Linked DNA regions of Homo sapiens: region 1 is linked to region 2. A link is a loop called in an ENCODE intact Hi-C map of the cell type or tissue named here. Cell type or tissue: heart right ventricle. All regions are shown on one strand. Links, peaks and the distances in the headings refer to the core of each region. The heading gives the core; the rest is flanking DNA.

Region 1 (2,909 bases), core at 155-2,654, 110 kb before region 2:
ATCTAAGGGATGTGATGAACCACGGTGCAATTTTGAAAAAAAAATGTGTCCCACAGTCTCTTTTAAATTTATTCAGTGGGGATTATCTTTCCTTGACCTAACTGAAAACATCAGCAGGCCGAAGACTTTTCTACTCTCTCCCGCATAAGTGATGATTCTGCAGTCACTTAAAAAAACAAACAAACAAACAAAAAACAAAAAAAACCCCAGCTTTATTGAGATATAATTCACACACCATAAAATCTGCCATTTTAAAATGCGCAATTCAGTGTTGTTTTAGTGTATTCGAAGAGTCATGCGACCATTACTACAATCAGTTTTAGAACATTTTCATCACCCCAAAAAGAAACTCTATACACATTAGCAGTCCCTCCCCATCCCCCCATCCCCCACCACTCCCTGGCCCTAGGCAATTCATTCAGCTACTTTCTGTCTTTAGAGATTTGCCTTCTCTGGACTTTTCATAAAAACAGAATTGGTGGCTCACGCCTGTAATCCCAGCACTTTGGGAGGCCGAGGCGGGCGGGCAGATCACCTGAGTTCAGGAGTTCGAGACCAGCATGACCAACATGGAGAAACTCCGTCTCTACTAAAAATACAAAATTTGCTAGGTATGGTGGCGCCTGCCTGTAATCCCAGCTACTCAGGAGGCTGAGGCAGGAGAATCGCTTGAACCCAGGAGGCGGAGGTTGCGGTGAGCCGAGATCACGCCATTGCATTCCAGCCTGGACAACAAGAGCGAAACTTTGTCTCAAAAAAAAAAAAAAAAAAAAAAAAGGAAAGAGAAAAAAGAAACAGAATCAAACAATGTGTTGACGTTTGTGACTGGCTTCTTTTTTTTTTTGAGAGGGAGTCTCACTCTGTCACCCAGGCTGGAGTGCAATGCCTCAATCTCGGCTCACTGCAACCTCTGCCTCCTGGGTTCAAGCGATTCTCCTGCCTCAGCCTCCCCAGTAGCTGGGATTACAGGTGTGCACCACCACGCTCAGCTAATTAAAAAAAAAATTTATTTTGTAGAGATGGGGCTTCACCATATTGGCCAGGCTGGTCTTGACTCCTGACCTTAGGTGATCCGCCCACCTTGGCCCCCCAAAGTGCTGGGATTATAGGCCTGAGCCACGGTGCCTGGCCTGTTACTGGCTTCTTTCACTTAATGTTTAATTCTCGATGCATGGTGTTTTCAAGGTTCATCCATGTTGTAGCATGTATCAGTAATCATTCCTTTTTGTGGCTGAATGATCCATCGTACGAATAGATCGTATTTTGTTATAGTGATGGACTTTTGGGTTGTTTCCACTTTTAGAATACTGTGACTTCATGCTGCTGTGAACACTCATGTACAAGTTTTTGTGTGGACACATGTTTTCATTTCTCTTGGGTATTTACCCAGAAGTAGAGTTCCTGGGTAACTAACTTTCTGAGGAACTGCCAGATAGTTTTCTTCTGCCGCATATGAGGGTTCCAATTCTTCCGCTTCCTCATCAACGCTTGTTACGATGTGTCTTTTTTATTACAGGCATGTTGGTGGGTGTGAGATGGGATCCACGGCATAGCAAGGGCTCTCTCTAGAGTAATCTTTTCACCAGTCCTCTTTTCCACTATCCACCCTCTTTATATTTCTTTGGCTTGGCTGAGGGTGCTCTGAGTTATGCACCTCGTTCTTGAACATTTCCCTGGTAAATTCTGTGTATAAGATCTGACTTTGAAATTTCACCTCTATTGTATGTCGATGACTTTGAAACCTCCATTTTAATATCTTGGTAGGTGCACAGTGCCAACATATGACAGGCACTTTATAATAATCTCTTTTCTTCCCTCAGTTTTCCACCAGCCACTGAAAAGCACCGTTAGCCAGACAGAGGACAGCTCCCCAGGGCCCACACTCTCACCTGCCTTGCTTCCGTTCAGGAGAAGGGACATCTGGAAAGGCTGTGTCAAGGCCTTGCCACAGGCAGGATGGGTGTCTCTGGCCTATCTAATAACAGATGTGCTTGTGGTGACAGAATAAAATAGAATAGCAGTCAGGACTTTGTTCAGGCTCTGCCACTAACTCACCATGGGACCTGAAAAAGCGACTTTCCCCCTCTGTGCTTCTGTTGTCATATTTACAAAACATTCTGGGAGGGTTGGATCTGATGAGTAATACAATTTTAGCTCTAGAATAGGATCTATTGTACTTAGAGTTCAAAAGAAATGAAGATAAACTTGCCCCTTGCTTCTGGGGAGTGGCTGGGCTTATAAGAAAGGCTGGACACAAATTTGGTGCAGGAGTGAGGTTTTGGGGACAGGGCTGCAGATACAAGGACAGAGAAGGGGTAGGGATGGAATGACCAGAGCACAGCTTCCAGGGCTCCTGGGGCTTAGCCCTGTCCCTGTGGGGGCCATTGTGTCACTCAGGGCCTCAGAGGGTGAGAATGGGAAGGAATATTCCACACATGGGTGGGATGTAGGAGAAGGAAGGTGGCCTAGACTTGGGCCTGTTGGGGATAGTGACCACACTCCTTCTTCTTTGTCTGTTTTCTGGGTCTCAGCTCTGCAAAGGAGGAGCATGTGTGGGGATCAGAAAAGCGGGGAGCAGGGCTGGGCCAGGCTGGGGCTGGGCCAGGCTGAGGCTGGAGAAGGGGCTGAACAAGGGCTGTGTTCCTTCCCTGACAACTTCCAGCCCCACCTGGGCTCCACCAGGCACATGAAGGCTGCCCGCCCCACTGAGGAGCCGCTTTCCCAACCTGGAAGTGATTTTCAATGTTTCCTCACTGGGCAGTGCCATTCAGCTACTGGTAGGTAAGGTGCAGGAACCATGGGGCGTTCGTGTGTGGGTGCCTGTATGTGTGTGCATGTGTATTCGTGTGTGTGCGTGTGTGTACATTCATGTGTGTGCCTGTGCGTGTGTGTACATGTGCGCATGTGTG
Region 2 (2,909 bases), core at 306-2,805:
TTCCCCCAAGGGACACCGATGTAACTGACTTGATAAGGCATCTTTCACTGGCTTCCTTTGCTTCCCTGTCTCGCTTCCCCATTCCTCTACCAGAGTTTCCTGGACTTACCTCCCAAATAATTACAGCATTCAGCTCCTTATCTCAGAGTCTACTTCTGGGGCAACCCAAACTAAGACTATGAGTCCAAGTGTGTTTTGACTGTCCATGGTGTCCACTACGAAATTTCTCACATGGCCACAACACAGAGTCCACATATTGCCTAATGACCCCTCTACACACATATCAAATACCCCACCATCATCCTCTTCCTCCACCCACCACTCCCCTGGAAACTTCCTTGCCTGAATCTCATGGCTCAAGATCCAGCTCATCTGATCAACCAACCTGTGCCATCGGGAGAAGGCTTAGGGCTGCCAGGTATTCCCAGAGTAACCTTCTGGAAACAGTGGCAGTGCTTCTGCCAGCTAGCTTGTTAATAACTCTAAAGTGGAACTTGTAGGCAGTGTGACAAGATGTTGGACCCGGTGGAGACTGGCAGCAACCTCCAGTTCACACTACCAAGCAGGCTCACCTTCCTACCCACAAGGGCGGGGGAAGCCCTGACATTTCCAATAAGGGCCTCTAACATCTAACCAGAGTTCTAGACCCAGAATGAGCCCCAGATTCTGTAGTCTGGATGCAATGAGGTCTGAGAATAAGAAATGAGGTTCACAGGGGTAGGGGAAGGATTATAGAGATGTGGGCACACAATGAGCTTATAAACGCCATGCAGACATGTCCTGGATTCCCCTAAGCCTGGGAGGTGACACAGGAGAATGAGAAAGAAAGCTGTAGAAAGTCCTTTGACATGGCTTTTAACTTCAGCCTCGGCACCTAATTGCTGTGTGACCTTGATAAGCCACTTGCCTTCTGCGGTCTCAGTTTCTTCCTGCAATGAATCTGGAAGATTTGTTTTTGGGTCATTGAAGGCCACTGGCTGGCAGCTGAGCTCACTCCTTGCCATACCCTCGTGCCCCTCCTCATGGCCTTCTCTGTGTCTACCCTGTAGTCTTATTCCAGAAAGAAAAGTGAATTCAGGTCTTGCCGTGGCACAGAACTTCAGCTTGCCTTATGGGCTTTATGTATCTTGCCAGAAGGTAACCTGGCCTCCTCAAGGTCCCCTGCATTTTACTGGAACACCGGAATCAAACCCAAGTAGATGAGGCCACTGAAATTCAATTCATTTCCCCATCTCTATCTGCCCAGTATCCCTCTCAGAGATGGGGGAAATGCCTTCATCAAGAGTTTCTAAAGAATCACTTGGCAGCTGGGGACAGTGGCTCATACTTGTAATCTGAGCACTTTGGGAGGCCGAGGCGGGCAGATTGCTTGAGCCCAGGAATTTGAGGCCAGCCTGGGCAACATGGCAAAATCTCGTCTCTACAAAAATACAAAAAATTAACCGGGTGTGGTGGCACATGCCTGTAATCCCAGCTACTCAAAAGCTGAGGCACTTGAACCCAGGAGACGGAGAATGCAGTAAGCTGAGATGGTGCCACTGCACTCCAGCCTAGGAGAAAGAGTGAGACATTGTCTCAAAAAATTAAAAAAAAAAAAATCACTTCAGGAGCGTCTCAGGGCCGAGGAGTTACTCAAGTTCAACTCAGAGGTCTCCGTTCCTGAATCTTTCTTTCTGATAAGTTGTTACAGAAAGTTGAAACAAGGTCAATAGGAAGAACTTCCCAAAATGAAGGACCAGAGGCACTGAGCAAACAGCAGTGGGGCTGCTTGGTCTCATGTGGGTGTGGGCCTGCTGAGAGGCAGAAAGATGAGTTAGATCACCTCCGGACCAGAGCCTCTCACACAGCCCATCCGTCTCTGTTCCCAGAAATCAGGAGGCTGCTTTTTCTGGAACCACAGAGCTCTTCTGCCTTCGGGGCTGAAAGGAGACACCTGCTAGCAGAGAGAGGTACCAACCGGTAGACATCAACAATCCCAGGGACATGTGAACCGACAGTGTCGGGGGGCGCTGGCAGACGGGAAGCTGGTGGGACTGTCACTTGAATGTCTGGGTGACCCAAGCAAGTCATCCCCCTCCTCTAGGTCGCTGTCTTTCCTCAGGTCTCTTCTGGGCATCTTCAGAGCAGCCAGGACCCCCACCCCCACCCCACCTGAGCTAGGCTGGCAGAGTGGGGCGAGGTGAGGATAGGCTGGCAGAGTGGGGTGAGTGAGGAGGAGAGCAGTCATTCACATTCATCTAAATCCCCTTTCATTCAAGAAACACCAACTGCCCCTAAAACGGGTATTTGTGGCAAAGACTGCTCATCACCCACCCAATACCCACTCTCCCTTTCTTTCTAACAGAATACAGATATTTTCTCAGATGGGAATGTGCCCATCTAAAAAACCCTATTTCTCAGCCTGCCTTGAAGCTAAGAATGGCCAGTAAGATGTAAGCAGAAGTCACTGCAGGGTGTTTCTGGGAAAGCTCCTTAAAGACAGCAGACTCAGCCGACAGGCCTGCCTTTTAAAGGTTCCTGCTGTCTTCCTTCCTGGAATGTCTCATGATGGCTGAGCCCCATCAGCCTTTTGGTGACCTTGAGGCAAAATGTCAAAAGGCAGGGTTCCCAACCTTTGCTGCACACTGGAATCACGTAGGGACTTTTTTTTTTAATGCAGATGACTGGTTTCCACCCCCTAGACATTCTGATTTAATGGGTATGTTGTGCAACCTGGGCTTTTTTTTTTTGAGATGGAGTTTCACTCTCGTTGCTCAGGCTGGAGTGCAGTGGCGTGATCTCGGCTCACTACAACCTCGGCCTCCCTGATTCAAGCGATTCTCCTGCCTCAGCCTCCCGAGTAGCTGGGATTACAGGTGTCCGCCACCACACCTGGCTAATTTTTTTATTTTTAGTAGAGACGGGGTTTC

The links. Peaks named below come from ENCODE experiments on the same cell type or tissue, not always from the same donor. Only the 100,000 strongest peaks of a DNase experiment are listed, where the experiment ranks them.
Region 1: it touches region 2 in a loop (2.1-fold over the local background); 48 of 110 quality-filtered maps call a loop at or near these places.

The regions. Positions count from the first base shown.
Region 1 is chr6:37,573,507-37,576,415 of GRCh38, forward strand. It overlaps LOC124901313 (a long non-coding RNA gene), which reads left to right and starts at 1,199. Exons shown (of 2, transcript XR_007059568.1): 1 at 1,199-2,909. In heart right ventricle, for the core only: no CTCF peak of the experiment used is centred there; no DNase peak of the experiment used is centred there.
Region 2 is chr6:37,683,715-37,686,623 of GRCh38, forward strand. All of the region lies in intron 1 of MDGA1 (MAM domain containing glycosylphosphatidylinositol anchor 1), which reads right to left. Among named protein-coding and RNA genes, the nearest start is that of MDGA1, 13 kb to the right of the region's middle. In heart right ventricle, for the core only: no CTCF peak of the experiment used is centred there; no DNase peak of the experiment used is centred there.